Regions from separate parts of the Homo sapiens genome. Here regions 1, 2, 3, 4, 5 and 6 are each linked to region 7. A link is a loop called in an ENCODE intact Hi-C map of the cell type or tissue named here. Cell type or tissue: B cell. All regions are shown on one strand.

The links. Peaks named below come from ENCODE experiments on the same cell type or tissue, not always from the same donor. Only the 100,000 strongest peaks of a DNase experiment are listed, where the experiment ranks them.
Region 1: a loop joins it to region 7, with 12 times the contacts of the local background. A loop is called at or near these places in 34 of 110 quality-filtered maps.
Region 2: it touches region 7 in a loop (16-fold over the local background); 3 of 110 quality-filtered maps call a loop at or near these places.
Region 3: a loop joins it to region 7, with 20 times the contacts of the local background. A loop is called at or near these places in 12 of 110 quality-filtered maps.
Region 4: it touches region 7 in a loop (22-fold over the local background); 5 of 110 quality-filtered maps call a loop at or near these places.
Region 5: a loop joins it to region 7, with 6 times the contacts of the local background. A loop is called at or near these places in 8 of 110 quality-filtered maps.
Region 6: a loop joins it to region 7, with 18 times the contacts of the local background. A loop is called at or near these places in 41 of 110 quality-filtered maps.

Annotation. Positions count from the first base shown.
Region 1 is chrX:48,694,845-48,698,844 of GRCh38, reverse strand. SUV39H1 (SUV39H1 histone lysine methyltransferase) reads right to left here and starts at 2,111. Exons shown (of 6, transcript NM_003173.4): 1 at 2,042-2,111. The coding sequence starts at 2,060. RefSeq lists an enhancer at 1,278-1,557 and silencers at 1,698-1,797, 2,088-2,387, 2,418-2,497. In B cell, no CTCF peak of the experiment used is centred here; a DNase peak (open chromatin) is centred at 2,264; H3K4me3 peaks cover 1,682 bases; H3K27ac peaks cover 1,695 bases.
Region 2 is chrX:48,474,403-48,478,402 of GRCh38, reverse strand. It overlaps FTSJ1 (FtsJ RNA 2'-O-methyltransferase 1), which reads right to left and starts at 2,204. Exons shown (of 13, transcript NM_012280.4): 1 at 2,007-2,204; 2 at 235-442. The coding sequence starts at 355. It overlaps LOC124905185 (a long non-coding RNA gene), which reads left to right and starts at 2,060. Exons shown (of 2, transcript XR_007068226.1): 1 at 2,060-2,524; 2 at 3,215-4,000. In B cell, no CTCF peak of the experiment used is centred here; a DNase peak (open chromatin) is centred at 2,352; H3K4me3 peaks cover 1,818 bases; H3K27ac peaks cover 2,564 bases.
Region 3 is chrX:48,917,277-48,921,276 of GRCh38, reverse strand. It overlaps PIM2 (Pim-2 proto-oncogene, serine/threonine kinase), which reads left to right and starts at 2,253. Exons shown (of 6, transcript NM_006875.4): 1 at 2,253-2,503; 2 at 2,632-2,741; 3 at 3,446-3,496. The coding sequence starts at 2,443. RefSeq lists enhancers at 1-203, 897-956 and silencers at 2,007-2,246, 2,337-2,476. In B cell, a CTCF peak has its summit at 3,903 (motif pointing left); DNase peaks (open chromatin) are centred at 1,132, 2,116 and 3,866; H3K4me3 peaks cover 3,066 bases; H3K27ac peaks cover 3,242 bases.
Region 4 is chrX:48,596,582-48,600,581 of GRCh38, reverse strand. It overlaps WDR13 (WD repeat domain 13), which reads right to left and starts at 3,090. Exons shown (of 10, transcript NM_001347217.2): 1 at 2,968-3,090; 2 at 2,545-2,624; 3 at 1,625-1,865; 4 at 1,120-1,229; 5 at 865-995; 6 at 1-263. The coding sequence starts at 2,585. RefSeq lists enhancers at 2,295-2,354, 2,375-2,444, 2,465-2,784. In B cell, no CTCF peak of the experiment used is centred here; DNase peaks (open chromatin) are centred at 2,441 and 2,911; H3K4me3 peaks cover 1,367 bases; H3K27ac peaks cover 1,160 bases.
Region 5 is chrX:48,935,858-48,939,857 of GRCh38, reverse strand. All of the region lies in intron 2 of OTUD5 (OTU deubiquitinase 5), which reads left to right. Among named protein-coding and RNA genes, the nearest start is that of PIM2, 19 kb to the right of the region's middle. RefSeq lists enhancers at 684-733, 744-1,243, 2,125-2,898. In B cell, a CTCF peak has its summit at 2,235; DNase peaks (open chromatin) are centred at 967, 2,077 and 2,667; H3K4me3 peaks cover 3,120 bases; H3K27ac peaks cover 3,795 bases.
Region 6 is chrX:48,735,596-48,739,595 of GRCh38, reverse strand. No RefSeq gene overlaps it. Among named protein-coding and RNA genes, the nearest start is that of GLOD5, 24 kb to the left of the region's middle. RefSeq lists enhancers at 1,815-1,864, 1,915-2,174, 2,365-2,494. In B cell, no CTCF peak of the experiment used is centred here; a DNase peak (open chromatin) is centred at 2,275; H3K4me3 peaks cover 1,523 bases; H3K27ac peaks cover 1,001 bases.
Region 7 is chrX:48,800,043-48,804,042 of GRCh38, reverse strand. HDAC6 (histone deacetylase 6) reads right to left here and starts at 1,976. Exons shown (of 29, transcript NM_006044.4): 1 at 1,901-1,976; 2 at 1,258-1,380; 3 at 1,044-1,172; 4 at 827-915. The coding sequence starts at 1,350. RefSeq lists enhancers at 1,325-1,404, 2,035-2,548, 2,395-2,664, 2,786-3,617 and cis regulatory regions at 3,376-3,422, 3,125-3,625. In B cell, no CTCF peak of the experiment used is centred here; a DNase peak (open chromatin) is centred at 2,182; H3K4me3 peaks cover 1,858 bases; H3K27ac peaks cover 2,123 bases.

The sequences.
Region 1 (4,000 bases), 110 kb after region 7:
AAAGGGGACCCCAAATCCTCCCTGGGACATCCCAAAGACTGACTAAGAGTCAGGGAAATTTAATCCACAGGCCTTCCCCAGTGCTGAGACTGTTCTACAACAGAAATGTGCTTTGAACCCCAATACTCACTGCCCAAAGCTGCCCCTGGAGCAGCAGACCTCTAAGCGGGGTTTGCAACATGAATTGTCCTAAAGGAATCTATTTCCAGAGCTTCAAACTCCATGTCATTCCTAAAACTGCCTGCAAACCTGCTTTGGGTTCAGGACCTGATCACCCCTCTCTCCACTTTGCAAAAGAAAGAGAACAACCCCCCATCTCAGTAGGATGCAGTGCCCCGAGGTGGGGCGGATGGGAGGACAAGATTAAAACCTCCAGGGCACCAAACAAAGGCGTAACTGGAAAGACTGGTCTTTAATCCCTTATCTCAAACTCCTGGGCCAGATGTGTTTTGGAATTCAAAATTTTTTGGATTTTACAAGACTAGTTCTAGGATATCCCATACATCACCTAACACCCCCAGCGTGGCCAGGGGACATCAAGCTATAATCAAATGCATTAACCGTCCTGCAGCAAAAGTATGAATTTCCCACATTAAATAGGAGAAATAGAGATATAAAATAGCCTCACAGAAGAGTTCCACTTTATAATCTACTTTTGCCATAAATGGTGCCAAATTTAAGAAAAGGATTTCAGTTTTCAGGGCTTTTTAGATTTCGGAATTATGAGCAAGAGATTGTGGAATGATACTACATTACAGGAAGGCTCCTTAAATGATCAATCTGGGTGCCTTAAATCCACAAGGTATATTTTTTCACACTGCATTTTGACTTTCTGTCTCATCCATCTTTCTGTGAAGAGTAAAGCTCATCCAAAGGGTTATGCTCTGAATTTATACGCAAAGCGGTACAGATTAGTGACACTGATTCTTTTAAATATACCTGGTATATTTCTGGGACTGCCAAAATTTTGTAAGACACACGGATTTTAAAAAACAGATTTCTTTCTGATTCAAGGCACATTCTTAATCAAAGTACTTTAGAAGCCATTTTATCAAATCATGTCTCAAAACATTCCAAGGGCAGTCAGTCCTCATCCTATATCATCTTTTTAAAATGTTTAATATTTTCTGCCTCCCATTGCAAAAATCACACCTAAACTTTAGATGTCAACCTAAAAACGTACAAGAGCTTTTCAAAATTATTTCGTGTGCAAGCCCTACCCCCCCTACTTAGGCAAGACCAAGTGGAGACTGAGCCCGCCTGTGCCCACGCTTTCCTCTCCCTACAGCCTGTCCTCGCAAACCCCTTCCTTCACTTGCATTTGAAACCCCACTTAAGTGGTCCCAATTAACACCCTCCAGCTGCTGGCTCCGGAACTGGCCACAGGTGGACTCTCCTGAACCCCTCAGAGGTCCTCCCACTTGTGGAACCCATCCTCCCTGCGGCTTTCGTCACATAGAGGGGCCCCCCAACATAACTGAGTCACCCCTCTTTCCCTGCACATGGGGGAGTCCAGCTGTCCTATTAGGAAGGCCCCATTTCTCTCTTCTGGGAGATCCTCTATTCCAAACCCTTCCCCCATCACGCCGAGAGGCGATACTTTCCCCCAGAAGAGTTCTCAGTCCCCGCACTCTGAAGGGGGGGTCTGTCCCCCTTATCTTCCCTCCCCTTCCGGCGTCTCGCGTGGACACCGAATGGGTAACGGTCACCAGGGGCCGATTTTCCCGCGCGCGGGCGCGGCCTCCTCGACAAGCCCCCGCGCGTGCGCGCGCCGGTCCGGCCGCGATCTGCAGCGCGCGCCCCCCTCCTGCGTCCCCACTTAGCCCCAGGCCCGCTGCGTTCCGAGGCGCGCGCCCCCTCCCCTGAGCCCCGCCCAGCCCCGCGCACCAGGCCCGCGCTCCCCGAGCCTCATCCTTTCCGCGCCGAGCTTCCGGCTCCCGGCGCCGGGGCCTCGGACGCCGGGGCCCCGAGCCGGCAACGCCACCCCTCCAGCCCACCCGGCCCGGCCAGCGGGCCCGCGCCTCTGCCTCCACTGCTTCACCTTTTAAATTTTCCGCCATCTTTCCCCACGGCTAACGACATTCGGGCCTAGCCGGCCTCGCGAGAAGAGCGCTCGCGCGGGCGTGGCCGGGAACGCGCAGCCTATTGGCCGCGGCTCCCGACTCGCAGCACCCGCGCGGACCAACCGGAGAGCCGTGACCGAACCCCTCCCTGCCGCCCGGCTCGGTCCCGGAGGCGGGTGCTCGCCGCGCTTTCCCAGAGTGCGTCTGGGCGGCGGCGGCAGCGGGAGCGACAGCGGCGGTAGCTAAAGTTGCCAGAGGCCCTGCCCGTGCGCTGGTCTGTCTGTCACACTGCTAGCCAATCACGTTATCAGCCAGTCGCAGTGGTTCCTCAGTCCTGTCATACTCCCTGTTATCACCGTCAGTCAGCCCGTCATCTCATTTTAACCCCAAGCAGGCCGGGGCTCCCAGGTGGACTAGTGCCGTATCCAACTGCTCAGGCGGTCGCCCCAGACAGGTGCCTAGTCAGACTCCCGGCCCCCATCCACACTGCTGGGCAGTCAATACTGGCTTCCATTTGTGCCCTGGCCAGCGGCGACTCCCTGGAGGCAGGCAGACAGCACTGTTAGCCAGCCTGCCTTATCATTCCCTAAGACCATCCTGTCCTCACGTTGTCAGCAGATCAATCAGTCCTCCTCTCCACCCACCATAGCCCTGGGACCAGCTGCGATTCTCCCTGGCTAAATCCTCTCATAGACTGCAGCATCCAGCCATGCCCCCAGGCGGGCTGTGATTAGGTCGGGACAAGCTGTCACTGTCAGCATCTAATACAGCCCTGTCGGGCACTATCAGTTGGTCACTGTCTTTCCCTCAGATTACTTCTCATTCACACCACGATCAGTCACAACATCCAGCTAGGCCCTCAAAGCAAATAGTCACAGCAACTAGAGGTAGGATTAAGCCTCCACACCACCTGTCAGTGGGTCAGCCAGTCTGTCATTTCTCAGGCGACTCATCCCCACCATTGGTCAAGTCAGTCTCCTCTGATGCGTTGAAGCTGAGATTCTATCAGGGCAGACAGTCCGTAACCACGTACAGCCATCGAGTCAGACAGCTATGCCGATTTTGCTCCTGGCCAGCTGGCCTGTGACTCGTTCAATCCGCCCCTCATCACATCGTCAGTCATTCTCAGCATCCGACTGACCGCACCGTCTGTCAGGTGATCAGTCAGTCAGAGCACCCAGCCAGGCCCTCCAGCATGCTGTGATTCGAGCAGCGTGGATAGTTGATCACCAGATACAGCTGCCTAGCAAGCAGCCACGGGTCTGTTGATCAGTTAGCCTGAAGTTTCCCCAGGTGGCCCTCCTTTACACGGTGCCAGACAGTATAACATCTAGACATTCCCCCGCCAGCTGTGATTCCTGACAATAGTCATTCACAACATCCGGCCACCCAGGCAGGCAGTAGCACCACGGGCCATCAGTCAGCCAGCCTGCAAGGTCCTCAGGAGGCTGCCTGTCTTTTCCACTGTCAGGCTACCAGCCCCAGCCAGTCCTAGGCAGGCTGTCATTCAGTTAGATGTTCAGGAAACTGCGCTGTCACGTCCTCAAGTTGCGCCTTCTCCCTGTCACTCCATGAGTTCTGTAGTCAACCAAACAGTTATACAGTTAACCAAACGGATATTCTGTCTGCCTGCCAGTCCAGCTGTGAGCTCATTAAGAAGTGACTGGCTGGTCTGAGGTTCCGTCAGCCCCAGCTTGCCCTGAGGGGACAGACAGGAGCGAAGGTCCCACCATGCATCCCCTTCCCTCCCTTACTCCTTCTCGAGCAGAGTCAGGTGCTCATCCTCATGTACCCCCAGTCTCCTCGGGCAGCAGGGCTCTCCCACTCCCGGGTGTCCAGGAGACCTGTCCAACCCACAAGAGTGATTTAAGACAGGACCTCTGCCTGTCTGGATCTGAGAGGGAGACAAAAGGGTCTGTCGCCAGTAGTGCCCCCAA
Region 2 (4,000 bases), 330 kb after region 7:
CCAACCTGGAGACCCTTGCAAAATTCACCCCTCTCCCCTGGGGAGCACCCACATATCTCCATTGCCCAGGTGCCCAACTCCTCTCCGGTATTCTGCCTATCTTCCTGCCTGTCTCCCTGCCCCAGAGACCCTCTGAGTCAGCCCACCTACCACAGGGAGCTCTGCAGACCCAGCCTACTTGTTTACCTCCTGTGCCCACCTCACCGCCCAGTGACCTGCCCACCAGTCAGGGACCTTGGAAGAGTTGGAATTCCTTATCCAGTTGTAGCAGTTTGAAGGCGCTGCGAGCACGCCAGCCATTCTCCTTGGCCAGGCGGTAGTAGACATCCCGCTTGTCCTTTGACGTCCGTCCCATTTCACACACCAGTTGCTCAAGGACCTGCCGACAGTCCACTGATGCCGGCCAGTATCAGTAACCAGATGAATGGGCTACCACCTACCTCTGTAGGGCGGAGAGAACCACACAAACTAAACTGGGCTCATCTGACCCACATGACAGCTCACACAGAAGATGGGCTGACTGAAGCCCTGGCACTGACCCCACTGACCTTATAGGGCCTGAAGGACCCAATCACTGAACTCTCAGGCTCCACTGCTTATCACACAGACCCTCCTCGCCCCCATCACTTACCCCACAGTTCCCACAAAAGACCCCATAAACCCAACATTCATCCCATAGATGGCCCACTTGTGAACCTGTCCACCTCCCATCACTGTCACCCACACTCCACACATTAAACCCTGCAACTGCCACTATCAACCCTTCTCTGCTCATGTCATGCCCATTAAAATCTCACTGACTGTATCCCCAGTTGTCCCCATTGCCCCTAGATTCATATAGTCCTATTAGCCCCCATTAATCCCTTGTTTTCCACCTTTATCCTAATACTACTTCATTGTACCTCCCACTCCCTATATCTCTCTCGTTTCACCCCATTCGCCATTAATCCCTTAGATGATTAGGCCCCTTTATTACTACATCCTTATGAACCTCTAACAATGCCTGGAGAATCATGGTCTATTAGCTCCCCATTAAGCATTCAATTACTGATTTATCAGCCCCCATTAACTCAGTTTTCTCCAATAGACCCTTCATAGATCACAGCACTAGCCTCCTGCCCTGTAACTCTTTCATTAACAAACACGTTAACTGATCACACATCAGTTCCCCATTCTCCCCTCACTGTCCACCCTGCTCTCCATGGATCCATCACTGGATGATCACACTCCAACAGTTTACTATTCACCTACTATGTATCAACAGAAGTTAACCCCCCCAACCCTAGTTTACTATTGCCCTCTCTTTACTCACTCTGTCCCCTAATTCCTCGACGGTCATGCCACCATAGCCCAACTACTGACTCTGACTACAACACCATCAGCCTCTCATTATCTTTTCTTTCACCAAGGCCCCTTGATCATGACCTCCATCCATCTATTATTCCCCCCACAACCTCACCATCATCCTTGCCATTACGATGCCCCATCACTTTCCATTAACCCGTTGAATATCATACCTCCATCAATACCTGGGGGATCATTTTCCCATCCATCACTCGTTATATTCTAGTTGCTTACTCTGCCATCCCCTCATTAATCAATCAATGAACAACAGTTCGACTAAAATATTCTTATTAGCCCCCATTGATTCCCCAGTAACACCCCACCCTCACGCTCCACCCAACCTCCCAAAACAGCCTTCTGACCACACTCCCCGTCCCTCCTCATCAATACCTCAAAGATGATAGCTCCATCGGGACCACCGGGTACCCCTCCAGGCGGCTCCGACCGCTGCGTCCCATGTCCCCACCTCGAATCCACCCCGTCTACTGGTCCCCTTCTGCAGACAAACCTTGGGTCTAGAACCCACCCGGTGCCAGCCGCCCGAACCATACACAGCTACGGCGCCCAGGGCGGACCTCCCTCCTTTCCCCGCAGGCGGGACAGTGCAGGCGTGCCTCAATAGCCTCCGCCCGCATTCCTGTCCTCCGCGCCCCAGGGCCCACCTTAGTTTTCGGAGCAGGGTGGTCCGCGAGCAGCCTGTGCCTCGGCGAGAGCGCAAACGGGCGACAAGTCCTAGGGCTTCAGTTTGTGTTCGTAGTCCACCCGAATGCCCGGGGGGGCAAGCCTATGGGCTGTCGCAGCGTGGCAAACTCGGCATCGTGGATCGCCCAGGTTCCGGCGGGCCGGGACCTGATGTGAACGTACAACGTGAGCCCCGTCATCTATTGTCGACGTATCCGGGGCTCGCGAACTGCGTTTCCCGGCATGCAACGGGCACGGCCAAAGCGGCTGAATCCACGCACTGCGTGGCTGCAGCGACGCGACGCGCAAGTTGCCAGCGATTCTTTGTTCTTTTTCTTCCGAGGCCAAGATCGATTTGCTCCCCCGCCCCTCCCTTCTTGGACCGTGCTTGTTATTGAGCCTGTAAACTACATTTCCCAAGATGCCACGCGCAAGATGGCGCCCATTCATTTTTCGCGTGCCGGGAAGCGAAATTACCACTCGGGGCATAAACGTGACAGTAAGGAAAATGCGTTCTTGAAGTGCGCGAGCGCGCGGAGGCTGCTCGGCTGCAATTTCAGATCGCACTACAGCTAATGCATGGCGCTGCCTGAGTTTTACTGCCTCAGAACTTCAGTTTCCCTGTCTGGAAAGTGGGGATAATCAATAGTATAGACTTAACAGCATTATTGGGAGGGTTAAATAGGTGTAGCTTAGCCACTCTCTGGGCTTTTGTAATTCTGTGATCTTCAAATATTTTAAATTCCATCCCAGACACAAAAAAAGACTATACATCCTGACCCAGTGGACAAACGGAAAAATAATGAAAACGTTTATCATAGTGTTTACCATGTGCTAGGCTCTAAATGCCCTCAGTGGTGTGCTGGTAAATGGTTAACCACTGGCTGGGGCGGGGGTGGTGGCGGGGAGGGGTGGGGGGAAGGGAGGCTGGTTTCTAGCATTTACCAATTTCCATGGCTTAGGTACAATCTTCTTGTTAGATTTCAAGGTACCGACCTGTGGTCACTGAACAGGGAGTTTAAAAGAGATGCAGTAGTGCACTATCATGTATTATTTTTACCATACAGATAAAATGGGGGTAAATGACCTCAAGAGCATAGAGAATAGTGGAATGTGGTAAAATTAGGAAGTTACCAGTTTTGAGTAAGTTTATATCATTTCATTTTTAACCATAGCTGTTTAACTTTAGGGGGCTGAGGTGGAAGGATCGCTTGAGTCCAGGACTTCAAGACCAGCCTGGGCAATATGGTGAGATCCCCGTCTCTACAAATAATAAAAATAGCCGGGCGTGGTGGTGTGTGCGAGTAGTTCCAGCTACTTGGGAGGCTGAGGTGGGAGGATTGCATGAGCCTGGGAGGTCAAGGCTGCAGTGAGCCTTGATCTTGCCACTGCACTCCACTGTGGGTGACAGAGTGAGACCCTGTCTCAACAAACAAACAAAACCAGTTGTTAAACCAGCTGTTTAACAACCAGTTTGCAAAATTTCTGAAAATTGAACAGCTCCTCCCAACCTGTATAAGTTGGCTCCAGCATGTCCTTCCCTTTGTTCATTCATTTTAATCCTGGCAACATGCATATGAGTATTAGCCAGGGGCGGCGGCATGTGCCTTTAGTCCCAGCTACTCCAGAGGCTGAGGTGGGAGGATCCCTGGAGCCCAGGGGTTTGAATCTAGTCTGGGCAACATAGCGAGAACCCATGTCTCTTTAAAAAATAAAAGGGCTGGATGCAGTGGCTCACGCCTATAATCCCAGAACTTTGGGAGGGCGAGGCGGGGGGATCACTTGAGGTCAGGAGTTGGAGACCAGCCTGGCCAACATAGTGCAACCCCGTCTCTACTAAAAATACAAAAATTAGCTGGGCGTGGTGATGCGCACCTCTAGTCCCAGCTACTCAGGAGGCCAAGGTGGGAGGATCACTTGAACCTGGGAGGTGGAGGTTGCAGTGAGCCGACATCGTGCTACTGCACTCCAGCTT
Region 3 (4,000 bases), 120 kb before region 7:
GTAATCCCAGCTACTTGGGTGGCTGAGGCATGAGAATCGCTTGAACCCAGGAGGTGGAGGTTGCAGTGAGCCGAGATTGCGCCACCACACTCCAGCCTGGGTGACAGAGCGAGACTCAGTCTTAAAAAAAAAAAAAAAAAGTGATATCTACTCCCTCATGCTTCTGCTGTGATCATCTAGAGGGAATATGTATGATCAAAGTAACGTACTACCTGGGCACAGTGCTTGGCACATTGAGAGAGCACAAATGTTAGTAGTATTCTTTTTGTAGAAGTTTCTGCACCATTTGGCCCCTGCCAATCTCTCGCCGCTCTGTCCAGTGTTCTTGGCCTTTGCCTGCAATTTGCCCTCCCCTGTCCTGAGCCACCAACCTTCTTTGTCTTTCAAGACAGAGGGTCACCTGCTGAGAAGCCCATTCACATTCTCACTTCTATCTAAAAATCTCCCCAGTAGCTGTACTACAGATAAACTTCATGGCACGGGTTTGATGCCTGACTTATCTGTACATCTCTGATACCAACATCCCCATCAAGGCCTGGCAGGCTTATAGCAAACCACCCCCAATAACGTTGGGTGAACAAAGGAGAGTACATGTGTGCTTTTTTGGTGTTGTCTGTGTGTGTGTGACTGTGGTGAGTCCAAGTCTTCATGTGCAGCTCACAGAGTGTCCCCAGTTGTGTGTGTGATGAAGGGCTTGTTTCCAGGTGTGTCAGATGGTGACTGAGTGTGGGACTCTTATCTCTGACAGTTTGTGTCTAAATCCAAGATGCGTGCATGCCTGCGTGGGTCTGTCTGTGACAGTGCATCTGTGGTTTCTGTCTGATGGGGTGGATGTCCGTTTGTGTTCCTGCAACAGATTCTGGGTAGCTATTTCTGGACAGTTTGTTCCATTGATAAACTGCATGTGTCATGGTGTATGTATGTCTGTGTCTGAACAGGTCTATCCATGTCTGTTTTTGTGACACTGCCACAAAATGTGATTCTATCACATCAGTACATGTCTGCCTTCAGAGCAGTGCATGTGTGTCCCTGGAGCATCTGTGCATCTTCCTGTGACAGACTCTGCGTCTCTCATTTCTGGGACAGTACAAGTCTTGCTGTGACAGTGCATATCTGATGGTGACAGTGTGTTTGTGACAAGTTCTGCCAGTGTGACGGGACATTTCTGTGTCATCACATGGCAAATGTAGGTCTGCGTGAGTGCCTTTCTGTAACAGTGTATCTCTGGGTGTCATTCTAGGACATAACTATTTTTCTGACAGTGTGCTTGCCTGAAAGTGTATGTCAGTCTCTGGCTGCATGTGTATCTAGGTCGTTTCTGTGAATGTGTCTGACAGTATGTGTTTGTGTATATCTTGGCATTCATGTGTCTTTGGAGTGCATTTTTCTTCCTGGGGTGTGGCGCCTTTTCTGGCTGTTTTTCACAAATTTGTGTCTGAGAGTTGCCACTTCTCTAGCAGCCTCTATCATGTCTCTCAGTCCTTGCCTCTCTCAACTCCAAGAGCAGCCCCATGCCACCACCACTCTGGGCTCACCCCCATCCCCCAAGAACCACCCCCTGCTGTTCTAGATTCTAGACTTGCTGACTGGGCCCAGGGCTCAGGGTTAAAAGCTCCAATAAACACTCACCAGGCAATGCTGCCTTTGACCAATGCACACCCGTGGCGTTGATGGTAGGGGTTCCCCCTCCCTGGCTACCAGATATTTCCAGGGCCCTGGCCTCAGCTTTCCAGTGAAGGCCGCCAGTCGCCTGGAGGACTCCGGTGAAGGAGTCCGACAAGCACCTTTCGAGACGGAGTCTTGGATAGCCACAAGCGCGAATTCTTAGAAGCCCGGCCTGGCGCTATCTCTGTGCTAATATCCAGGCAGCGGCGGCAAACCAACTTCCCAGGAAAGGATACTGCGCAGTTATTTTTTAAGTGTAAATACACACACACACCGCCACCACTACCAACAACAACCCCGCGCAACAACCAAAACAAGCGCGGTGCTGCAAAGGGATTCCCAGAACCGGTTTCCTCTTGGTGTGAGCCCCACCTCAAGCCCCCTCATTTACATGCAGGCCCCGCCTCCTCGGAAGAACCGAGCGTGTATTTGCATAAGGGGGCCCTTGAAACGATGAGGGTGGTATGCAAATAAGAACTGGCTCCGATTGGCTGTGGTACAGCAGGTGCCGCGTCCGGATTGATCAAAGCCAGGTGGGCGGGGCTGTCGCCCAGGGTGACTCTCCCGGGAGGCGCGTGCCCAGGCTCAGTAGCATTGGGGCTGGCGCGCGCGGCGAATCTCAACGCTGCGCCGTCTGCGGGCGCTTCCGGGCCACCAGTTTCTCTGCTTTCCACCCTGGCGCCCCCCAGCCCTGGCTCCCCAGCTGCGCTGCCCCGGGCGTCCACGCCCTGCGGGCTTAGCGGGTTCAGTGGGCTCAATCTGCGCAGCGCCACCTCCATGTTGACCAAGCCTCTACAGGGGCCTCCCGCGCCCCCCGGGACCCCCACGCCGCCGCCAGGTGAGTACATCCTCCCCTACTGCAACCAGACGGGGTGGGCTGGAATGATGGGTTGCAGCGCGGGGGGAGGGAGTCGTGGCTGGGCTCAGCACGCCGCCACCCTGACTTCCTCGCCTCCGCCTGCGTAGGAGGCAAGGATCGGGAAGCGTTCGAGGCCGAGTATCGACTCGGCCCCCTCCTGGGTAAGGGGGGCTTTGGCACCGTCTTCGCAGGACACCGCCTCACAGATCGACTCCAGGTATCCGTCATGAGGGTCTTGGGAGGGTCAGGTGCGTGTGGCGGGGGCGGGGGTCCTGGCCCTGGAATGCTGGTTGACCGAGGAGTGAGCCTGCAGAGTGTGTAGAGGACCAGGTGTGTGTGTGTGTGTGTCCGTGTCCGTGTCCGAGGAGTGAGCCTGCAGTGTGTGTAGAGGGCCAGGTGTGTGTGCGTGCGCGTGTGTGTGTCGGTCTAGGAGGTTATGGGCGGGGGGGGGGGGCAGGGGGCTTCAGATTCCGGAGTTCCTTGACCCCGGGGTCCAGGCTGTGTATGTGTGGGAAAGCAGGGACCTAGATGTGAGATTTGTGGGACTTTTGGAGGTAGGTGTCCAGTGTGGAGTCATGCGGACCAGGACCCTGGTACAGAGTTGGGGTGTCGTAGAGCTAAATAGGAAGATTGTGGGCCTGGGGTATCAGGAAATCTAGAACTCAGGACTTGGAGTGATGAGTCCTGATGCCTGAGAACGGAGAGCCCAGGGCTAAGGAAGGTGGGAGAGATAAACTTGGTTCCGAGGACCTGGAGGGCAGGGGAGACGCCCTGGTACGCGTTCTGTGGGGTGCTGTGGTTGGGGACCAGAAAGACTAGAGTGCTGGTAGATGGAGGAATACTGGAGGTAGGCAGAAGGTCTAGACTGGGAGGGGTCTGGGGATCACCTGCTGGCCTCCTTATCACGGCCTTCTTCTCCAGGTGGCCATCAAAGTGATTCCCCGGAATCGTGTGCTGGGCTGGTCCCCCTTGGTGAGTACCTTCGGAGCCCTTCCTAACCTACCTACTCCATCACTGATGTATTCACCTCCTTGCTTTTCCAGGGGATGTATGACTCCCTGGGCCCTGTAACAGTGAGAATACTGCCAGCCCATTTATACTCCCTTGGGGTGACATACAGTTCTGATTCACCCCAATTCCCCTAGAGCCCTGGATTCTCCCCTCCAACAAACCTTTACCATCCTTCCTCCAAACACTGCTGGGGGACTGCCCGCAGGGCGTGCTGGTGGGGAACAAGGGGCAGAGGTCACTGGTTGCCATGGTGATGGTGGCTGCTTCTCTCTTGCCGTTATAACGCTAACGGACATCAGGGCGGGTCTGGGCAAGTTGTAGAGTTGGGAGCGCCCCCTGGCGGGCTCTAGGGGAAACTGCGCCTGCGCAGTCCATGGGACCCAAAGGGAGAGGGTGCGCCTGCGCAATATCGGTATTTTTGCATCTCGGTGAGAAAACGTCTGCTGCCGTGCAAGTCAGCAGCCT
Region 4 (4,000 bases), 200 kb after region 7:
TTCAGCGCTATCGGGGTCAGGGATCTCTCGGATGCAGCGACCATCCTCAGAGGCCCAGATGCGCATGGTGGCATCCAGTGAGGTGGACACGAGGATGTCATTGGAGAGGGACCAGGCGAAGTCGGAGACACCACGGGTGTGGCCCCGTAGCACGCGAAGCACTGTGGGTGGGGCAGGCACCAGCTGGCACAGGGAGATGCTGCCGTCGAGTGAGCAGCAGGCCAGGCGGTGTCGGTCATCATTGGCGAAGCGCACCCTTGGGACTGCAATGCCAAGAAGCCATTAGTGGGAATCTGCACACTCACTGGGCACTTTTCTCTCTAAAAGGCTCTGACGTGTGTGCCTGGGGCTGGGGCCCCACTGCATGAGGAACAGTGGCCTCAGCAAAGGGCTTTCCTTGGCTGACAAAGGGAACTGTAACCCCTGAAGACCCTCTGCCAAAGCTCCCTAAGTCTTAGCAGCTCCTTTGCAGATTGCAAAAGTCTTCTGCAACATGAAAAAGTTCCTGTCTTAGCGAACACTTTATAATCAAGGTCTTGGCAATTTGCAAAACCCTTGACACTGTAGCCCACTCTGCCCTCTGCAAGGGGATTTATCATCAGCAAAGGCTTTGAACTCTTCCAAGTGACTCAGGAACCCAGGCAGCCTGCTGCAAAGGGCTCTCTCTTAGGCTTCTGAGGCCCTTTCCAGTAGACGAAGCACTGACCACTTTGCAGAGGGATTTTCAGTCTACAAAAGGCTTTATGGATGGTCATTCCTCCTTTGGAGTGTGCCAGGGGCCTTGGATTCAGAAAAGGATGCCTTGGTTGGTTGTCACAGTTTGGGCAAACGCTTGGTGATGGAACCCGCTACCCACTGGCTCACCTGCCTCATCCACGTGCTGGTCAAAAACATGATACATGCCCGCAAAGGCATAGTTCTCGCTCAGTGACGTGTCCCCGGCCATGGCCCGACTTGCCTCTGCTGCTGACGTGGGCACCACGCTGCCAGGGGGCCTGGGCCCCAATAGGAAGTGAGGGGTGACAGGAGGTAGATGCGAGAGTGTTCAGTCTGCCATTGCCCCAGGGCCCCTCTCCTCCTCGCAACCCGCCCCCCGCCTTGGCTGCCTCTGGTGCATACCTGTCCTCATAGACGGCACGGTTCATCTGCGCCTGCAGCTGGTAGGAGCCTCTGCTGACAGAACGACGGTGCCCACGGGCCCCCAGGGCCCGAGGATCATCCTCAAAGTCCTGCAAATGGAGAGGGTCAGGGTGGGTGCATCTTGCAAAAAGCCCGAGAACCTTTGAGGTGTGGAGCCCTGAAAATCTACCTAGAGTCAGATCACTTCTCACTGTGTCCCCTGCCACCACCACCGCTGCCCACTTGTACTACTGCAGTGGCTTCCTCACGAGTTCTGCTGTTCCTGCCCTCCCCCTGCTCAGCAGATACTAAAGACAGGGCTTGCTATATGTTTACTGACCTGTTTACAAAGTTTGTGTGTTTACTGGTTTACTTGGCATATTATCTTTTTGTCCTCTGCTGATGCAGAACAGTGCCCAGCAAAGAGCAGGTGCTTGATGAAAGTCAGTGGAGTGAATGTGTGCAGGCAGGGTATGCCCGGGGGTGAATGTGGCCAGAAGCTCACCTCCATGCGGTCAAGAGTAGTGCGGCTACTGCGGACGATGCTGTTGCTATAGGCACGAGCACTGCCTGGCTCGGAGAGGGGCCCGTAGCGCTGGCCCAGCAGCTGCCCCCGAAGCCTCAGGTACTGCCGACGCAGCGCTGGGGGGTGCCCAGCCTTGGCATTCTCCCGCAGCAGCTGGCTGCGCCGGCGGATATACTGCGTCCGAAACTGTGGAAACGTTGGTGTGCGGTACGCGTTGTACCTGCAGGGTCAGGATGCAGGGCAGGCAGCAGGCACAGGACAGAGGGAATCAATCAGCTCGGGGGGGGGGGTACGGCAGGAGAGTGAGGTGTGTGGCAGTGACTGGGGCCTAGGTGGTAAGAATGACTAGCAGTGGTGATGAGGGACCTCTTGGTCCTGTGGTGGGAGTGAGTCTGCAGTAATAATGAGCATGGTCATGAGGTCAGTTTGCAGACAACAGAGTCAGTCTGCTGCCGTGCTGGGGTCCCTACGGGGTGACTGGGTCAGCGCAGACAATAATTAGGGTCAGTATACCAGGGCGACAGAAATCAGACTGACATTATGGGGGTCAGCGTTGGGAGGTGATGGGGTCAGAATGGGGAAGTGATGATGTAAAAAAAAAAAAGTCTAGGGGACACCCATAGGGGATAGGATGTCACCTGCCTGAGCCCCACCTCCCTCTCACAGGTAGCCGCTTTGCGCATGCCCACATCTGACCACATTTTCCCAGCTTGCTGTTTAGAATCCTCTCCGGCGCAGCCAACTCACCGCGGGCGTGCCCGCCCCCGCTACTGCGCATGCTCACCTCCGGCATGCCCACGCAGCCGCATAAGGCAAGTTCTCCGCCCAGCCTCACTTATCGCCATTGCGCATGCACCACAGTAAGTTCTGCTCCCATGGGCTTTGACCCCACGCCTCACCTCGCGTCCACTGCTAAGACTTGCTGCCACACCGCGGCCATTCCCCGGCCTCCTCCTCTGGCGTGTCCGCCCGCGGCAGCCTGCAGGACAAGGGCCTGGAATGTGAGCGTCCCGAGCGAAGGGATCTAGTTCCGTCCCTTCCACCAGGCGACCATTGCCATAGACATCGAGTCCCTCCGCGCCGGAGATGTCACGAACTCCCCCCCGGGTGTTACCATGGTCATCACCCCAGCCCTGCCCTTCCTGGGCAGCGCCCGGGTGACACACAGCGATTCAGAACAGACACCGCCCCTCCCCAGTCGCCATAGCAACGCCCCTCCCCCGCCTAGCATTCCTTGCTTGACATTCTCCACCCATCTTGTCCCCGCCGCCCTCCGCCTTCCCTTCTCAGATCCAAGAGCATAGCCCGGGATCGGGGACCACCTCCGGGGCTGCCTCCGGTTCTTGAGGCCCCCCGGAGCGGCCCTGAGACCACTGTCGCCGGTTCCTTCTGTCTCTCCTCCCTTTCTCAGGCTCCAGGCAAGATGGCTGCCTGCTATCAGAAAGAACTGCCGAGCCCAGAGCGAATCGATAGGCATCCTTCCCAGGGCGTGGGAGTCTCGCAGGCGCATTGAGGGACATTGGCTTCAAGCCCAAGGACGGAGGCTCCACCCCTTGACTTCTACCCACTCGTTAATTGCACTTTTTGTGTATACAAGGATAATGTCCAAGGGACATAGCGTCAGGGGTGAGTTTGCTAATCATTCCCTAGAAATCAGAAGTACAACATTATAAAAAAGAGAAGAAACACGACTTTTAAAAAGTGGTGTAGGGCCGGGCGCGGTGGCTCACGCCTGTAATCCCAGCACTTAGGGAGGCCGAGGCAGGTGGATCACTTGAGGCCAGGAGTTCAAGACCAGCCTGGCCAACATGGTGAAACCCCGTCTCTACTAAAAATACAAAAATTAGCCGGGTATGGTGGCGGGCGCTTGTAGTCCCAGCTACTCGGGAGGTTGTGGCAGGAGGATTGCTTGAGCCCAGGACGCGGAGGTTGTAGTGAGCTGAGATCGCGCCACTGCACTCTAGCCTGGGCGACGGGAGTGAAACCCTGTCTCAAAAACAAAAACAAAAAAAGTGGTGTAGGCCACTTTTTAGCAGCACAATCTTGTCCAAGCAAAACTTGAATAATAGAATAAAAAATCATCATATATGCAAAGACGCCTTGAAAGTTCACCAGTTCTTGCAGTGGGCCTCTGCACACCCCTGGGATGAGTAAGGTCGGTTGTGTGTGTGTGACTGGGATGGTTGGACTTGGATGCCCCCAGACAGCTTGAGGCTTGAGTTTCTTTCTTTTTTTTTTTTTTTTTTCTTTTTGAGACGGGAGTCTCGCTCTGTCGCCCAGGCTGGAGTCCAGTGGCGCGATCTCGGCTCATTGCAAGCTCCGCCTCCTGGGTTCACGCCATTCTCCTGCCTCAGC
Region 5 (4,000 bases), 140 kb before region 7:
GTCTCTAAAGCAAATGGTAGGACCCTATAGGAAGATAATCCAGGCTCTCATGTCTTGCTTCTTAACATAAATCTGGGTACATTATTGGTTACATTACATTAGTTACATAAGGACTTCCCCCGGGCAACAGAGGAGAGAGGTTGAGGCTAGTCTGTTAGAGCTCTTGGTTATTTCCCCTGCCCTCCACCTACCCTGCCAGAGGCCAGGAAGGAGGTTGGTGGGGTAGGGGGTCCCTCAGTTTATAGAGCCTCACATCTTCAGTCTTTCCTGAAGTGGCAAGGGCATCTACTCATTGAATGTGATAGTTCTCTGTTGTGGGATTTGTTGGGTGAGCATTTGGCCTCAGGGAGCATCTTTGGCAGTCTCTGCTGTATGTGTATACACATGTGCATTTCTATACTGGTGTCTCTGTGTGTCCAGAAAAAGGAAAGAAGTGGGGTGTGTATGGGGAGGGTAAGGTTCATATTGGCCTCTGTGGCCCTAGGGAGAGATGCAGCCCCTGATATCTATAATCTCTGCCCTCTCCCATGCCTTTCCTGGGTTCTAGCTGATTCCTGCTTGTGCTGGTGTGGAAACTGAGGCACACAAGATCAGGTCCTGCCCCAGGGAGTAAGGTGACTAAGATGGTGGCTGGATTGGGGTGAAGGTGGTAATATCAGCTGGGGCCAGCAGTTACCCTTTGAGAGCCTGGCCTCCCCTTCACTCCCCCTAAATCTGTGATCCCAGGCAAGCTTTGCCACATTTCTGTGTCTCCTGGGTAAAGTAAGAGTGTTTTGGTAAGGATAGAATGAGTTGGAGTGTGAAAAGTCTTTGGTGTGGGACCAATTGTAGTATTGTACTGAGGATTTCTGAGCCCTGTTTGAGATGGGAACAGAGGTAGAATGGTGGGGGACCCCCTTCCAGCTGGCCTCTGGGAGGGGAGAACAGGTGCAGATTGCCCACAAGTGCAGCGTCAGCAAGAGGAGGAGTTTCAGTTTCTATCAAAACAAGTTCTCTGAATTCCCCTACCTCTGCAGGTCATCCCCCCAACCTCAGACCCCTCCACAGGGAAGTCAAGCCTGGCCCCCAGCCCTGTGTGCCAGCCTTCTGGGAAGAGGAGGGCTTTCTGGAGGACAGAGGTGGAGCTAGGAAAGTCAGAAAAACGAATTCTTTTTTTTTTTTTTGAGACAGAGTTTCGCTCTTGTTGCCTAGGCTGTAGTGCAGTGGTGTGATCTTGGCTCATTGCAACCTCCACCTCCCGGGTTCAAGCGATTTTTCTGCCTCAGCCTCCCAAATAGCTGGGATTACAGGCATCCACCACCCTGCCTGGCTAATTTTTTGTATTTTTAGTAGAGATAGGGTTTCACCATGTTGGCTCGGCTGGTCTTGAACTCCTGACCTCAGGTGATCCACCTGCGTCGGCCTCCCAAATTGCTGGGATTACAGGCGTGAGCCACCACACCTGGCCAAAAATGAATTCTTGTTGAGTACTTCCTATGTGTTTAGCTCTGTGCTTAGATGCTTTTCCTGCCTTATATTATTGGAGAAATCCTTCTATTCTCCCTTGTTGGGGTAGTACTATTGCTGTTTTCCTTGGTTTGGAGATGTATATTTTCTTCCACGTTAATGATTCCAAACTTAGGGTATACCTTATAATCAGTGTGGTGTGTTTCCCCCCTCAAAAGCTGTGATTAGGTACATGTTATACCATATCACCTATCAGTGCCATCATAGGATTGAGGAGAGAAGGTGGTATTTTACATTTTACAGATAAGTAAAGAAGTGTCATAACTCGTCCATACTTTAGGACCCTGTTTTATGAAGCCTGTATTGTTAATTCGATATTAATTTAACTGCTGAAGTTTTGTTAGAACTAACGGCCTAGAGGTAGACTTGTGGACCTTTGGTTTCGCTAAAGGTAGAGAGCCAGGAGAGGACATGCATCCTAGGTCTGCATTTGGGGCTTTCCTCTGGCTGAGGAATTGCAACAGAAATGAGGAAGGGCTTCATAAGTGGTTATGGCAACATTCTGGCTGACTCGTGGGTAACTAGCATATGAAGGAATCATTGTCGTCATGACAAATTGTGTTCCTGTTTCTTGACCACCTACTGTGCCTTAGGTGCTTGGCAAACCTCCTGTGTAGTTTTGACAACACCCAGCAGATGGAAGAGGAGTTACTGTCTCCACCTTATGCATGAGGACATTTCAGCTTAGAGAGGTTAAAGGCCTTATCCATTGCTACACAGCTAGGAGGCAGCAGAGCCTTTCTGCCAGGCAAAGGGGTCAGTGGCAGAGAAATGGGACCCTCAGGGGGTTTTCCCCCAGATCCCTTCCCTGTTCCACAGTCTCCTCTCTTTCCCCATTTTCCTGCATCTGGCATCTAGCTCTTGAAGATAGAACTCCCAGGCCTGGAAATGACCGTTGACCTTTCCATAGGAGATGGGCTTTCTCCAGCACCTCAGCCTATCTCTCTGAGCCTGGCCAGCCAACCCCTATTTAACCCCTTCATTCTCATCTTTGTTCCTGTTTACTGCAGCTGCCAACAGCACTGCCTCCCAGTACCCCAAGCTCAGTCTACAGAAATAGCTCCCCAAGTAGCTCACTGTGCGGGCTCTGTGGTCCTGGCTTCTAAGAAAGGCAGCAGCAGGGGGCCCCCAGCCTGTGCGCAGGACATGTGACTTGCTGGAAATGCCGCTGGGGAGGGCGGGGGAGAGTGTGGCCGCAGAACCCACATCCTTGTTTACATTGGTGAAGGGGCTACCCCCCTTCCCGCCTTCACAACCTCCACACCCCCTTACCCTTCAGGTCTCTTCACCTCCAAGAGGACTGGAGACAAACATGGGCCCTATTTTCTATCTCAGAGTAGCCTTTCTCACAGAACACTCCAGGGTAGGAAGGGGAAGGCAGGGAAGGTGTTCTTCTGACAGTTCTTCAGAGAGGTAGACTGACAGGGAAGAACTCAGGAGTGTTCCTGTGTGACCTGACCCTAGCCCCATGCCCCAGGGAGATCCCATCAGAGCAGTGGTCCTCTGGGGAAACAAAGGGAAATTCCCAAAACCAGTGGAAATCAGACTTGCATGATCTTCAGGCCCACTTTAATTTCACAGGGAGAAGAGCTCCCTGGCTTACCCAGCCTATCCATTTGCTCAGTAAACTTTTCCTGATTTCCTTTACTGTATCGGGCCCTGAGCTGGGGGTGGACTTTGGTGTGAACTGCCCTTTGCCTTCTGTGGGAGCCCAGTGTGGTCGGGCAGAAGTCTATGCACACCTTTGATAAATCTGGTGATAGAGGTGTCCTGGGTAGTGGGGAACTGTATTAAAGAACATGTTGGGCCAGGCGCGGTGGCTCACACCTGTAATCCAGGCACTTTGGGAGTCTGAGGCGAGAGGATCGCTTGAGCCCAGGAGGTCAAGGCTGCAGTGAACTATGATCGCGCCACTGCACTCCAGCCTGGGCGACAGAGCGAGACCTTGTCTCAAATAAATAAATAAATAAAGAACACATTGGTGTTTGAGAAGTAGGCAGCTGACGAGGATGGAAGGAGCGTCCTGAAGAGAAGGAACGGCATGTGTGAAGATCCTCAAGCGAAGCAGAGGGAGTGTGTTTCCTTCTCGCCTTAGTTTGACCAAATCTCACGACGCCTGGACTATTCGGGCCACAGGCTGCCCATCCTGAGTTAAGCTAAAGTTAGTTGCATGTGTGTCTTATCTCTTTTACTAGACTGTGTGCTCCCCGAAGGTAGGGGCAGGATTTTACTCACCTCTGTCACCTTCACAGTACCCCACATTCAGGCCTCCCTACGGAGGAAGGAATTCTGATTTACTCTGTGGCTACTCTGTCCCAAGCCCAGTGGTAGTTATTTTATACCCGTTATCTCATTTAATCCCCACAAAAGGCCTGCCATTTGGTTATCCCTTTTTTTTTTTTTTTTTTTTTTTGAGACAGAGTCTTACTCTGTCGCCCAGGCTGGAGTGCAGTGGCATGATCTCGGCTCACTGCAACCTCTGCCTCCTGGGTTC
Region 6 (4,000 bases), 64 kb after region 7:
CTGAGGTCAAGAGTTTGAGACCAGCCTGGCCAACATGGTGAAACCTTGCCTCTACTAAAAATACAAAAACTAGGCAGACGTGGTGGCAGGCGCCTGTAATCCCAGCTACTGGGGACGCTGAGGCAGGAGAATTGCTTGAACCCAGGAGGCGGAGGTTGCAGTGAGCCGAGATCATGCCACTGCACTCCAGCCTGGGCAACAGAGCAAAAACTCTGTCTCAAAAACAGAAAAAAAAGTGTTTTGTTTAATTTACAAGTATTTTTGGATTTTTCAGATACATTTCTGTTATTGATTTCTAGTTTAATTCCACTATGGTAAAAGAATATATTTTCTGTGATTTCTGAGCTGTTTGTGTATAAGATCTCAGAACACTTTTCAGGGCTGGTTCTCAGGTTATGAGGCCATTCTTTGAGCATTTTTTCCCACTTGCTTTGCCTCCATTAACAGCATGTCCTTTAGGTGGTCTCTCCAGGCAGTACAGGTGGGTCACCTTCATTTTGTTTGTGTCCAGGCCTCTGAATTGTTTTGTGGTCTACGTGGAGTTATGTGGTCTCATGGTGGGCATGGTGGCTCACGCCTGTAATCCCAGTACATTGGAAGGCCCAGGCCAGTGGATTGCTTGAGCCTAGGATTCGAGACCAGCCTGGGCAACATGGTGAAACCCCGTCTCTAGAAAAAAATACAAAAATTAGTCGGGTGTGGTGGCCTGCTTCAGTAGTCCCAGCTACTGGGGAGGTTGAGGTGGGAGGATTGCTTGAGCTGGGGAGGCGGAGGTTGCGGTGAGCTGTGATCACGCCACTGCACCCCAGCCTGGGTGACAGAGTGAGACCCTGCAAAAAGAGTATGTGGTCTCTGTCCAGATTTAATCTATATCCCAGGTGGTGAGGTCTCCGAGCTGTTTTGGAGTCTGCGTCCAGGATATGAGGTATGTAAGGTGTTTGGGATTTGTTTTCCCAGCGTGCAACGTCCCTGAGGTGTTTCGGCCTTTGTGTCCCAGGGTGAGGTCTCTGAAATGTTTGTAGGATTTTGTGACGAGGATGAGACCTATGAAATGACTGGGAATCTATTAAGATATGTTCCATTATTGAGTTCTCTAATTTTGTTTTGTGGTCTGTGTTCAGTGTGAGTTCCCTGAACTGTTTTGGACTCTGTATCCCACGGTGTGAGATCTCTGAGCTCTTTTGTGCTCTGTGTGCAATGATGTGAACTCCCTGAGCTATCTGGGTGTTTCCAGTAATGAGGTCTCATTCTGTTTCACAGCCAGCTGGTACTCTATGGTATAATCGCCTTTAAGCATTTGCCGTTTTCTCCCTTAGTTGTTTGCTCCTTCCATTCTTGTGCACACAGGACTGTGCACGTATGTATGATTATTTCCTTAGAACACATACTTAAAAGTGAAACTGCCACGCCAAAGGAGTCATTTATTCAACAAATCCCCTTTTGAGCACCTACTGTGTGCAGGGCAGTTTCAGGCAGAGACTTTGGGGGGTCTAGAAATACACATATCCCTCCCTACCTTCGTGGTGGTGACATTCCAGTAAGGAGGGGTGTCTGCTTTTTATTTTGATAAATGCTGCCACACAAAGGCAGACTTCCATCAGTGGCCTCGGGAATGAATGCCCATTAATGGGCGGTGGCTCTGCAGCAAGGGTTTGGACGCTTGGGCCTTTGCTCTCAAACGAATCATCAGGGTATGGGGCAGGGACAGTGCTCTGGGGGACGTCGGTTGGGGGAGACAGGGCTGGAACGTGGGCAGGAGGAAGGCATGAAAGAGTCCATTTAGTTCTTTTGCGGTGAACTGAAGATTGATTCACTTGACACTGACATGAAAGAGTCCTTGTCGCACACACAAGGGGAGCGTGAGCGGTGGGAATGAAGGGTTAACGACTAGACTGTGCAGCTCCAGGACCATACCACTACGGTCATGGGAGGTACCACAGGGGAGGGGTCGTGTATTTCGGAAGATACCATTGTACTAGTGGAGACACGAAAGGTCTCCTCATCCCGCGAGTGGATCGGCCTCCACCCTAGACCGAGGAGAGAATGGCTCTGCCTGGACCGACCCCCGCGCCGGGCGGACCCGATCTTCGGCCTAAAGCGTCCACCTGTCTGGAAGCCGCCGCCACCAAGCTTTTATTAATATATCCGTTCCCGCCGGGTTGGCTATACAGATGCGAATCAACTCCGGGGGTGGGGTGAGGAGGAAGGCCGCGGAGCGGCGATTGCTTCCTGGACGAGTTGCGTAGGGCGGGACAAAGTCTTGCCCTGAGCTCTGATTGGTCACCGCGAGACTGCCTACCTAAGCTCTTCCAGGGTACCGAGGTTTTCCGGAATCACTAAGAGGCTACAGGCCGGGTCCTTCGGCTCCGCGTTCCTATTGGCTGCTGTTTCGGCGCAAGCGCTTTGGCTCCTGGGTTGGCGTTCAGGGTTGCCGAGGCAGGGCTTTGGCTACTGGAGATCGTAGGTTCGAATCCCGTCTGGGAAGTTCAACTTGTGCACCTGTAAAAGAAGCTGGCATTATTGGCTTGTACTCAAGGGCTGGCACAGAGTGTGTCGGGTAATCTTTTCCATTTTCTTTTACCTATTCTTTCTTTTTTTAAGCAATGCCTATTGCATCCCATTATATTGATTTCAGGACCCACTCACCGTTCACAACAGCACTAAGAAAAATTCTTCAGGGTCCCTGGCATTTGTCTTTCAGGCTACCTGTAGGTCTGAGTCCAGCAGATAAGATTCAAGGTGATCTCATGATCCTCCTCCAGGCCAGCCCCCATCTCCCAGAAGAGGGTGATTTGGAGGCTTCCCTCAGGACCAGGCCTGACTAGGAGTGTGATGGGGTGGGCTATAAGTGATTAAAAGAGAGATGCATGGTTTCACGCTCTGGGATGCTGAAGAGCTTGTGGCAACTACAAGGAGAATTTTGGAAGGTGGGGGCAAGACTTAAAAGAGTACGCTTTTAAATGATGGGATTTTAAACATCAGACAGGGGAGGTGTTTGGCTGGTGAGGTAGGTAGGTAGTAGGAAGAAAGTGATTCTCAAGTCAAGTCAGCTCATCATAGGGTAGTTATTACACTCTGCAGTTTGGAGGACTGTGTGCAGGATGTGAAGTCTGATTTGTTTTGGAATCTCAGTTCAGGGTATGACTTATAAAAAGACTGTGAAGTCTCTTTGCTGTTTGAAAATCTGTGTCTCAGAGGTTTAGGTGTTTGAGATCTTTGTGGGTCTCTGTCCCAGGGTTGGTTTCTTTTTTCTTTCTTTTTTTTTTGTTTTTTTTTGTTTTTCTTTTCTGTTTTTCTGTTTACGTTGGTCCAGAATGTCCCAAGGTTTCTAAGCTGTTTATGGATCTTTGTCCCCGGATGTGCAGAGTTTTTTTTTCTTTTCTTTTTTTGTGTGTCTTTACTTTTATTTATTTATTTTTGAGACAGGATCTTGCTCTGTCACCCAGGCTGGAGTGCAGTGGTGTGATCTCGGCTCACTGCAGCCTCAACTTGCCAATCTCAGGTGATTCTCTCACCTCAGCCTCCTGAGTAGCTGGGACTACAGACACGTGCCACCACACCCGGCTAACTTTCTTTATTTTTTGTGGAGGTGGGATTTTACTATGTTGCCCAGGCCTTTTTGTATGTTTTTAGGGGCAGGGTCTCTCTCTGTTGCCCAGGCTGGAGTGCAGTGGTGCAATCATGGCTCACTTCAGCCTCGACCTCTGGCTCAAACAATCCTCCCACCTTAGCCTCCTGAGTAGCTGGGACCACAGGTGCGTACCACCACACTTGGCCCGGCTATTTTTTTTTTTTCTTGTAGGCTGGGCACGGTGGCTCACACCTGTAATCCCAGCACTTTGGGAGGCCAAAGTGGGTGGATCCCTTGAGCCCAGGAGTTCGAGACCAGCCTGGCCAACATGGTGAAACCCTATCTCTACAAAAAAAAAAAAATTAGCCGGGTATGGTGACACGTGTCTGTTGTCCCCAGCTACTCAGGAGGTCAAGGCTGCAGTGAACT
Region 7 (4,000 bases):
TACAGGTGTGTGCCACCACGCCCAACTAATTTTTGTATTTTTAGTAGAGACAGTGTTTCATCGCGTTGGTCAGACCGGTCTCGAACTCCTGACCTCAAGTGATCCACCTGCCTTGGCCCCCCCAAAGTGCTGGGATTATAGGCGTGAGCCACCATGCCTGGCCTCCTTAAAGTATTTTAACAAAGACATCAACTCATACATATTTTTTTAGGTTGCTGCATGAACAGATAATAGAGGTGAGGTTGGAAGTAGGGGACCAGGGAGGAGGCCTCTGCAAGTCTAGGTGAGTGATGATGATGGTGGCAGTGGAGGTGGTGAGGAGAGGTCAGATGGTGAATATATTTTGAACATATAGCCAAAAGGATTTGCTGATTCTTTTTGAAAAGTAAAGCAAACGGGAGGTTTCATCCTTCTGTTTCAGTACAAACGTCTCTTCCTCTATAAAGGCTTCTGGGAAGCCCGGATACTAGTTTAGGATCCTCTATTATACACCCTTGAATCCCCTGGTCTTAAGTCTGTCTTCATTAAACACCTCATACTGCTGTTGGCTGTTTAATGATCTGCCCTCCTACTCATCAATCCGCTCCTAGAGAAGGACCCCTGTCTGTTGTTTGGTACATTTGTATCACCAACTCTTGGCACACAATAGGCACTCAATAAATGTTTGTTAGCTACATAAAAGAACCCTTTCAAGTGTGAGCCCTACCTCCCCAAATCATCTGCTTCCAGTATCCAGGCTGGGGTAAGAAAAGATTTATTCTTGCTAATGGGCTCTAAGTGTGTGTATTTTTGTGGTTTGGAGACAGCCTGGAGGACCCAGCCTCACCTGTCATCCCAGAGGCAATGGAATTCATTTAACTGCTCATCCAACACCAAGCCAGTGCCAGCCAGTGCTTCAGCCTCAAGGTTCAGATCCTGCAGAGGAAAAAAAAAAGGAGACACAGATCCATTTTAGGCCCTGAGTCAGAGGGAACTGTCCAGGGTGGGGAACCTTTGGGTTTTGATTGTCATACGAGGCTAAACTGCAGCCAGGCCCTGCTCACCATCCCTTGCAGTCCCACGATTAGGTCTTCTTCCATTGCTTGGCCGAGCTTCTTCATTTTGCCTTTCTTCTTTACCTCCGCTAGATTGGGGATAGAGCGGGGAACGGCTCCCTTTTTAATATTTCGCTTCTGTGAATCAGAGAGAAGGGTCAGAGTCCAGGGCATGACCAACTTGCTCCCTCTCCCCCTCATCAGGGCGGGTCTAGGGCCTCACCGAAGTGACACTGGAGTCCTGAGGGGGCGACTGGGGGTTCTGCCTACTTCTTCGCTGCCTGGTTGTGGTGGAATCCTGGCCGGTTGAGGTCATAGTTGAGGAGGCTTGGCCCCTGCCGCGGTTCTGGGGGTGGGGGGAGGAGCGTGGGTATGTGAGGGGGCTAGTGTGCCCTGAGGACCCCACCTCTCTGCCCTTTTCCAGGCTCCGCCCCCTCTATTAGATTCCATTCCTTACGCGATCTGATTCTCCACAGCCTTCCAAACTCCGCCTCTCTCAGGCCTTCTCCCTCCACTCAGGTGGCCATTCTACCCGGCCCCGCCCGGCCCGCTAGACTCCACCCCTTTTACACGATTCTCTTTCCCTGGTCTTGCCCTTTCACGGAGCAATGAGCCCCCGGGCTCACACAGTCCGTCTTAGGGCCTGCCCTTTCCAACCAATCACCGCCCCTTCTACTCTCCTAAGCCCCATTCCCAGACCCTCTAAGCCCAGCCCAGACCCCATTCCTTCACGAACCTGCCCTTTCGGCCTATCTCCCGGGATAATCACCCACCCTTTCACTCAGCCGGCCCCGGCCCCGACCCCGGTTTCGACTCCACCCTTAACGATTCACTTAACTCCACCCCTTATCGGGCCGGACCGGTACCTTCCACTCCGCCAGATCCCGCCCCTAGCGTTTCAACCAGCCCCGCTCCTCAGGGGACTGCCCCGTTCCTTCAACCAGCTCCACCCCCTGCCCAGACCCGACCGCTAACGTTTCGCTAACCCTCTTCAGCCAGTCCCTAGCCGCCTTCGGTCGGCCTCCGCCCCCTTCCCGCCTCCGCCGTCGACGCGCTGTACTCACCGCTCCACTCATTGGACGCAGCCCCTTTCTCAAACTCCGCCCTTGGCTCGCTCCACCAAGTTTCTGGCGACCTGTGGGGACGCGAGCGCTCAGGCTTTTCTTTTCCATTGGGCCTCGTCTCTCGACTGCCCGCCCAGATCCCGCCTCCAGAGGGGACCGTGCCTCAAGGCCGCGCCCCTCGCGCGAGCCACACCTCTCGCGAGCTCACAAGCGGCGGGGCGGTGCGTCGGCGTGCTACGCCAGCTGGGCTGAGCCACACCGCGAGCTCACAGGCGACGGGGCGGTGCGTCGGCGTGCTACGCCAGCTGTGCTGCGCCTACGTAAAAGGCAGGCGCCGGCGGTTCCCGACAGGGCTGCGGTGCAAGCTTTTTCTTGCCTCGGCTATCGTCGCTGTCGTCCCGGATGCCATAGCCGCCGCCCCTCCGTCCCTGTCCAGTCACTTAGGAGCCCTTCGGGTCGGCGGTGTCTGGAGAGCAAGCAAGGAAGCGAGGGAATTAGGAAGGGGCATCTTACCTTTTCCCCGCGACTTCCCGCGCGACGCGCCGTGATGACGTAGCGCGGGCGGGCTGGTTGTGGCTGGGCCGAGAGCGAGGTTGCCACTGGACGTTGGTGGTGGCGGCCAAAATAGGCGTGGTGACGATGCTAAATGTGAGGATTTTCCGAGTTAATATTCACTATGGTGGTACACAGGAAACACTGGCCGAATATTAGCTATTAATATTCTGCCGCAATATTCTGAGTGGAAGGAGTCTTAGTGGGGGCAGGGAATGGTAATGATAGCAAGTATTATGTGACAGGCATCGTTGTAAACCACAATTCTATGAGGTAGTTCCCATTATTAAGGCTGCTTTGCAGATAAGGAAACTGAGGTTACGGGACTTAACCATGTGACTTTGGGCAAGTTGCTGAACAGTTCTGTGCTCCGTTTCCTCATCTGGAAAGTTGTGATAATAATAGTGCCCAGGGCCAGAATGGCCTTGAGGATGGGAGTTCTCATGGGCAGCAGCTCTCCCTATCTGCCCCCTCCAACGGGTAACCACTGCTCCCAAGCAGTAATAGAAAGTGTGTGTGCGTCTGGGGAGCTGTCCCTAGGCACCCCCTCTCCCCCGCAACTCCCACTCCATGTCTAAATGTCAGCTCTGCAGGAGGCCGGTTTGTCCTCCTAATCTCCCTGTCTCATTCTCCACCATTTCCTACCGGGCTATAAGCTGGGACCGGAGAGATAAGCAGTCCGGGGGTTCTGCATCAGACTGACAGATTGACGGTCTCACCGCCCAGTAGCTTTGCCCTCTGATCCTCTTGAAGATGTCCTGCCGCCTCTTCCCTCTCACCCCTCCTACGTGAACCTATCTTTTGTCTCAGCGCAAAAGAGTTGCAGACCTAAGACCTTTAAACCCCTACACTCACCAAAGAAAACACATACAATGATAACACACTACAAAAAAATTCTAGAGTTCTGATACCTGCAGCCTGATAGAGTAGGGAGTCTTGCAAAGGGTCAAGGCCCATTTTTCTGTTGGATCAGAAGAGAGGTTTCTGAAGAGCAGGGGTCAGCAAACTTTATAAAGGGACAGAGAGTAAACATCTTAGGCTTTGCAGGCCACATACGGTCTCAGTGGCATTTTTCTTTTTTTCTCTTTTTAAAAAACAACCCTTTAAAAATGTAAAACAGCCCACAGTCTGGCTTTGGCTTGAATGCCATAGTTTGCCGATCTGTGCTGTAGTGTCAGGCCTTGGTCTCTATCTGGCTGGTATTCTTTTGCAGGATTGAGGGTAGGGGCCTTTTTTCCTAAGGAGAGGTATTCCTTTTGTGTGAGGTGTGTGAGGACAGGGATTCATGGGCAGGGTCAGGTCACTTCTAGTGTACCTCTGGTGGGTCATTCCAAATGTTCCTGGACAGAA